Linked DNA regions of Homo sapiens: region 2 is linked to region 1. Evidence: chromatin contacts called from ENCODE Hi-C or POLR2A ChIA-PET data. All regions are on one chromosome and are shown on one strand. The core of a region is the stretch at or near the end of the contact, and the rest is flanking DNA. Distances in the headings are between cores, read along the strand shown.

Evidence for each region. Hi-C counts contacts between places; a loop is a spot of excess contacts on that map. ChIA-PET counts read pairs that join two places held with the same protein, here RNA polymerase II (POLR2A). Pooled maps may share reads with other maps.
Region 2: a map of gastrocnemius medialis shows a loop between it and region 1 (2.3-fold over the local background). The contact joins the enhancer-like site here to the promoter of TMEM229B in region 1. A Hi-C loop is called at or near these places in 3 of 168 maps with a recorded cell type or tissue (Right ventricle myocardium inferior, cardiac septum and gastrocnemius medialis) and 2 of 50 pooled maps. POLR2A ChIA-PET finds 5 or more read pairs at or near these places in 2 of 52 experiments (OCI-LY7 and activated T-cell).

Annotation. Positions count from the first base shown.
Region 1 is chr14:67,487,261-67,490,114 of GRCh38, forward strand. It overlaps TMEM229B (transmembrane protein 229B), which reads right to left and starts at 1,461. Exons shown (of 3, transcript NM_001348543.2): 1 at 1,248-1,461. It also overlaps a transcript of GPHN not described here. RefSeq lists enhancers at 803-872, 1,036-1,535, 1,173-1,592.
Region 2 is chr14:67,445,469-67,448,322 of GRCh38, forward strand. It overlaps a transcript of GPHN not described here. Among named protein-coding and RNA genes, the nearest start is that of MIR5694, 5.0 kb to the left of the region's middle. Within about 2 kb of position 1,388, at least 5 of the 41 ENCODE cell types and tissues checked have a DNase peak (open chromatin) inside an H3K27ac peak, as active enhancers do.

The sequences.
Region 1 (2,854 bases), core at 211-2,710:
GCACCAGACACTCATCCCACCCTGGCCACCAGGGCCCCTTCCCGGAACCTACCCCCTCCTCTTTGCATCCAGTTTGCTCAGGTCTGATTAATCCAGCCACAAAAGTCTGGGATGGTCCTGGACAATCCACATGTCCAGGGTTAGGACTTAGGGCTTCTTGCCTAAATGTGTGAACACTTGTGAATCTGAGAGGGGATATAATTTTAGAATCCAGCTCCATTCTCATTCAGCTTCAAATTACATTCTCACCTTCACCCTGTAGTGGGTACATCTGTTCTCAAGGGCGGTCAGAACCTCATGGAAGGCAGACAATGTAGGACATTCGTTTCAGCACTTTGAAAGCAGAGAACAACCACTCGTGCAGAAAAACAAAATGTGTGCTAAACCTTTCTACGTACTATTCTACCTCTCTAATATTTATTCATCTCATTTTATTATTTCACCATTATTATGGTTGAGGCCCTTCCTATGAACATCAGTAACCAGCTACAAGCTAATACAAATCTTACTTTATAATGCCCTTTGCCATGTACTTTAAAAAAAAAAATCAAGTAGAGACGGGTCTTGCTATGTTGACCAGGCTGGTCTCAAGCTCTTGGCCAACCCTCCCACCTCAGCCTCCCAAAGTGCTAGGATTATAGGCGTGAGCCACTGTGCCTGGCCAGCCATGTACAGCCATGTTTTTACTACTATCCCTAAGACTTGACTATTTAATGGAGATTCCAACATTTTTTGTTTTAATATGAAAGTGCTAAAGCTTCCCTGAAAACCCCCTGGATACAACACCATCTGCATATGCCCAAGGACAGCACTCAGGCCCAGCATGGCCCTCTGGGACAGCCCAGCCACTCAGAAGCTGAGAACAGTATGTGGCTGGGGGTGGGAGCTGGCACTCCCCTGTGGATGACCAGGCAGGATGGACCAGAGGTGCTGGTCTGTGCTGATGCCCATGTCCACCTTCCCCACTCCCCTCTGACCACCAGGGTCTCTGAGTAGAGGCCGCTTGGGCCCTTGCTCAAGCTGACAACCTGTGAGGCAGCCAGGCAGCCGAGGAGAAGTGAAAGGGCAGGAGTGGGGGAACTGAAACTCACTGTATGGTGTGGTTTTGGGGGGTGCCCCCCTGGGTCTCCCCCCGGGGCCTCTGCACTGAGAGCATCACAGTGGGCTGCTGTGCTCAGCCTTGCCTCCCCCTCCCCAGCTCCTTCACAAACGGGACCCTCCAACCCTCCCTGATCTGTCCATCTTACCGGCTTCTTCCAGCCTGCCGGATGGCGGACAGGGGTCACCTTGACACGTACCTATCACCTTGAGGAAAAGGTTTTAACGGAGCATGTCCGAACCCTCTGGGACTCTCTCTCCACCAGCACCACAAGGACCATGTGCCTGGGGAGTTCAATCCCACCTGTGGAGACTTCTCCCCACCCTAGGCCCTCAGCCACATCCACGGCACAAGTCAGAACTAAAACAGAAACAGAAACCAAAGACCACATCCTGCCGGCACAGCCTGCGGGTTACTGCAGCCAGCTCTGGGAGCCCACTGCCTGCTGAGGTGCAGCCCTGGCAGATGAAGCCCCAGCACTCAGAAAGGCTCCTTTTGAGGGCAGTGTCCCACCAGACACCTCCCACTTCCTGGTCTGCAGGCTTTTTCCCCAGGAAAAACTTAGTTGCAGGGAGGATGAGATGATGGTGCACCTCTCCCTCCAAGTGCATAAGCTGTCCCTAGGCCTCACTGACACTCCCTATCCCCCAAGAGTAGATCCCAGGGGACAGGGGACATGAGGCTCCTTTGAGGACTGCAGGACCTGAACCAGAGTTTCTTGGAACATATGAATGAATGATGAGCCCTTATAGCAACTAACATATGGATGGAACTTAGATCATCTCTCATGATTTTCTCAGGCTCCTGAGGGGCAGGAAGGGCAGAAATGGTCACCTCTATTTTAGAAATGAAAACACAGAGGGTTCAGGACATTAAGAGATTTGGCCAAATCCAAACATTTGATTCAAATCCCAGTCCTCAGCCTCCAGAATCACCCTGTCCCCATACAATGTGCCTTCGAACTGCTTCCCACCCAAATCTCATCCTTAAGGCACATGTCTGCATGCAAGGGTCTTCAAGTCAGTGTAAACTACTTAGTCCATTCCAAGTAAGCTGCTTATTTTGCAAACTTATAGCTGAGTTTGTCCATGCAGCTTCTGGTCAATATGCCTGAGACGCTGCTGGGAGCGTGAAGAAGCAGAGACCACCGGCCTGTTTCAAGCACTGTCATCTCTCCTGCCCTCCTCTGCAGCCACCATTCTGACTCCTTCTTCCAGACCCTGCTCCCTCCTCACTCCTTTGCGATGCCGTCCCACAACCTCCAGGTCATTCCATCACTGATGTTCCCAGGGGGATCTGACCATCCTTCAACTGAAACATGTCATCCCATCTTAAAATTCTTTCTATGTAGCCGGGCGCGGTGGCTCACGCCTGTAATCCCAGCACATTGGGAGGCCGAGGCGGGCGGATCACGAGGTCAGGAGATCGAGACCATCCTGGCTAACATGGTGAAACCCCATCTCTACTAAAAGCACAAAAAATTAGCCAGGTGTGATGGTGGGCACCTGTAGTCCCAGCTACTTGGGAGGCTGAGGCAGGAGAATGGCGTGAACCTGGGAGGCAGAGCTTGCAGTGATCTGAGACCACGCCACTGCACTCCAGCCTGGGCGACAGAGCGAGACTCCGTCTCAAAAAAAAAAAAAAAATTCTGTCTATGTGTCTGTTTCCCCCACCACGCTATGAATTTCTTGAGATCATAAAATTTCTGCTGGATGGATGGACAGGCAAGGTGGAGAAGGGCCCAGCTGCATTTAA
Region 2 (2,854 bases), core at 138-2,637, 42 kb before region 1:
TCAGTAAAAAAGCACACATTTGGTTCAGAAGCGGTATTAGGAAAAAACATGCAGAGAGAAATGATAATTCCCAAGAAACAGCCTCAACCTGGTTTAAGAGAGGCAATTCTTTTTTTTTTTTTTTTTTTTTTTTTGAGATAGGGTCTTGCTCTGTCACCCAGGCTGGAGTGCAGTGACATGATCATAGCTCACTGCAGCCTTGACTTCCAGGCTCAAATGATCCTCCCACCTCAGTCCTCCTAAGTAGCTGGTACTACAGATGAGTGCCACTACACCTGGCTAATTTTTGTATTTTTTTTGTAGAGATGGGATTTTGCCATGTTGCCCAGACTGGTCTTGAACTCCTGAACTCAAGTGATCCATCGTCCTTGGCCTCCCAAGGTGCTGGCATTAGAGGCATGAGCCTCCCTGCTCAGCCTAAGGGAGGCAATTCACACAGCAGCTCATGTACTTCACAGTTTGCTTGTGGCTAATGTCAAGTCCTTTGTCTTTGGAGTCTAGCCTGTAAGAAACAGTTCAAAAAATAGGGCTTCCCAGGAAAACCAGATCTTTTGTTCATTTTAATGGCAAGATGGGAGGCCCAGATAGAGGGTCTGGAATATACAAACTCTCCCAGCTCTCATGGGAGGCAGATCCTCTGGGAGGATGTGAAAAAGAAGAGGCAGGACCAGTTTTAGCTTGGCTTTTTCCCTGATGCACTCGGCGCCTTTGGGCAAATTGCTCCCCTCTTGGGCTTCAGTTTTCTCATCTGTAAAATAAACAGTACCAGACTTGATGATTGCTTAGGTCCACCTGCCCCAAGAGCAGAATTCCATGGCTCTAAACTCAAGAAGAGTGCCCCCAGAGATTGTTAGGAGATCAGTAAATAGCTGGACACAAAGTTCATCTCATTGAATAACTATGAGTGTTGAATAAAGGAATATTTCAGGGAAGCCAACAGCCTCCAAATTACTCCTGCCCTGCCCCTGAGCCAGATGCATTCCATGAAACCAAAATCAGAGAAACAGAGTGATGAGGTGCTGACCTCCGGGTCAGCAGAGGCTGTGCTCCTGGTAGTTAGAAGGGTGTCCTGCCAAGCACGCCAGCCACTGCAGTCCTGGCTTCTCCCCAGAATGTCCTTTCCCAGGAGGGGCAGCACAGTCACCACCTACCCTTCTGATGAGCCATTAGGACACTGAAGCCCATTCAACGTGACATGGCGCAGAGCAGGGAGGGAGAGCCACTATGCTGGGTGACAGAATCAGGATTCAAAAATATGCCGCTGACTTGAAAGGTGGGCTGAAGCTAACAGGGTTATATTTAATAGGGAGAAATGAGGATCCTAAGCTCAGATCCAAAAAGATCAACTAGACCAGGGGTTGGCGAACTACCAGCTGCAGCCTGCTGCCTGTCTTTGTAAAAGAAAGTTTTTTTTTTTGGATCACAGCCACGTCCATTTGTTTGTAGGCTCTCTATGGCTGCTTTTACGCTGCAGTGGCAGGGTTGGGTAGTCACACAGGGACTACAGAGCCTAAAATATTTACTGCCTGGCTGGCCCCTAAATTAGATAAGGAAGTCCATATGGGGAGTGTCTTAGTCTGTTTACACTGCTTTAATGAAATACCACAAACTAGGTGGTTTATAAACAACAGAAATTTATTTCTCACAGTTCTGGAGACTGAGAAGGACAAGATTGAGGTATCGGCAGGTTCAGTGTCTGGCAAGGGCTCACTTCCTGGTTCAAAGATAGCACCTTCTGCTGTGTCCTTACATGGTGAGATGAGGGGATCTCTCTCAGGCCTAATTCACAAGGGCACTAATCTCATTCTCAAATATTCCACCCTCATGACCTAATCACCTCCCCAAGCCCCACTTCCTAATACCATCAGCTTGGAGGTTAAAGTTTAAACATAAATTTGGGGGGAACACAAACATTCACACTATAGCAGGAAGATTTGAATTTAAAGCAATTCAAGTGAAAAAGATAAAGAAAAAAAGAAGATGAAAGATTATTATTTAGCTTGCATTAATAGCATTATGATAGTAAGACAAAGACTGTGTTAGATAGGTAGGTCTCTTTTAGATGTAGGTGATGAAAAGTAATAGAAAACTAGCTCAGCACAGGAGGGATATATTGGGAGGGTGACCAGGAGAAGGCAGATGAGCCTCAGGACCACTTCTCCTATAGCCACTTCTCGCTTGGTACAGACCGGCTTCTGTGAGTGGCAAAAAAATGGCTATGGCAAGGTTCTCGTCACTAGTTTGCTCCTTTTCACCAATCTTGGTCTTTTCTATTTTTTCTCAGCACATGGAAAGATGATATGTCCTAGCCTGCCCTACAGTTAAGTGAGGCTATGGATTGAAATCTGGCGAATGTGGGTGGAAGTGAGCTGCATCACTTTCAGACAGTGGCCATTAGAGCTGGGGAGGCTTCTTCATGCCCTCGCCCACCCCTTCATTCCTTCCACTCTCTACCTTGCATCTGGAAGTGAAAGAGTAAGATGACAAAGCTTCAGAATAGCAGGATCTTAGATCCCTGAATCACCACTTGGGGGAGAGCTTCCCAGGAAACCTGCCGAACCCCATCAAATTTTGCATGAGAAAGAAATACGTTTTTATTGGATTAAGCCACTAACATTTCAGGTTTGATTCATTTCTTACCATAGCCCATTCTTTTTTTTTTTTTTTTTTTTTTTTTTTTTTTTTTTTGAGACGGAGTCTTGCTCTGTCACCCAGGCTGGAGTGCAATACTGCAATCTCGGCTCACTGCAACCTCCACCTCCCAGGTTCAAGCGATTCTCCTGCCTCAGCCTCCTGAGTAGCTGGGATTACAGGTGTGTGCCACCATGCCTGGCTAATTTTTTTTGTATTTTTA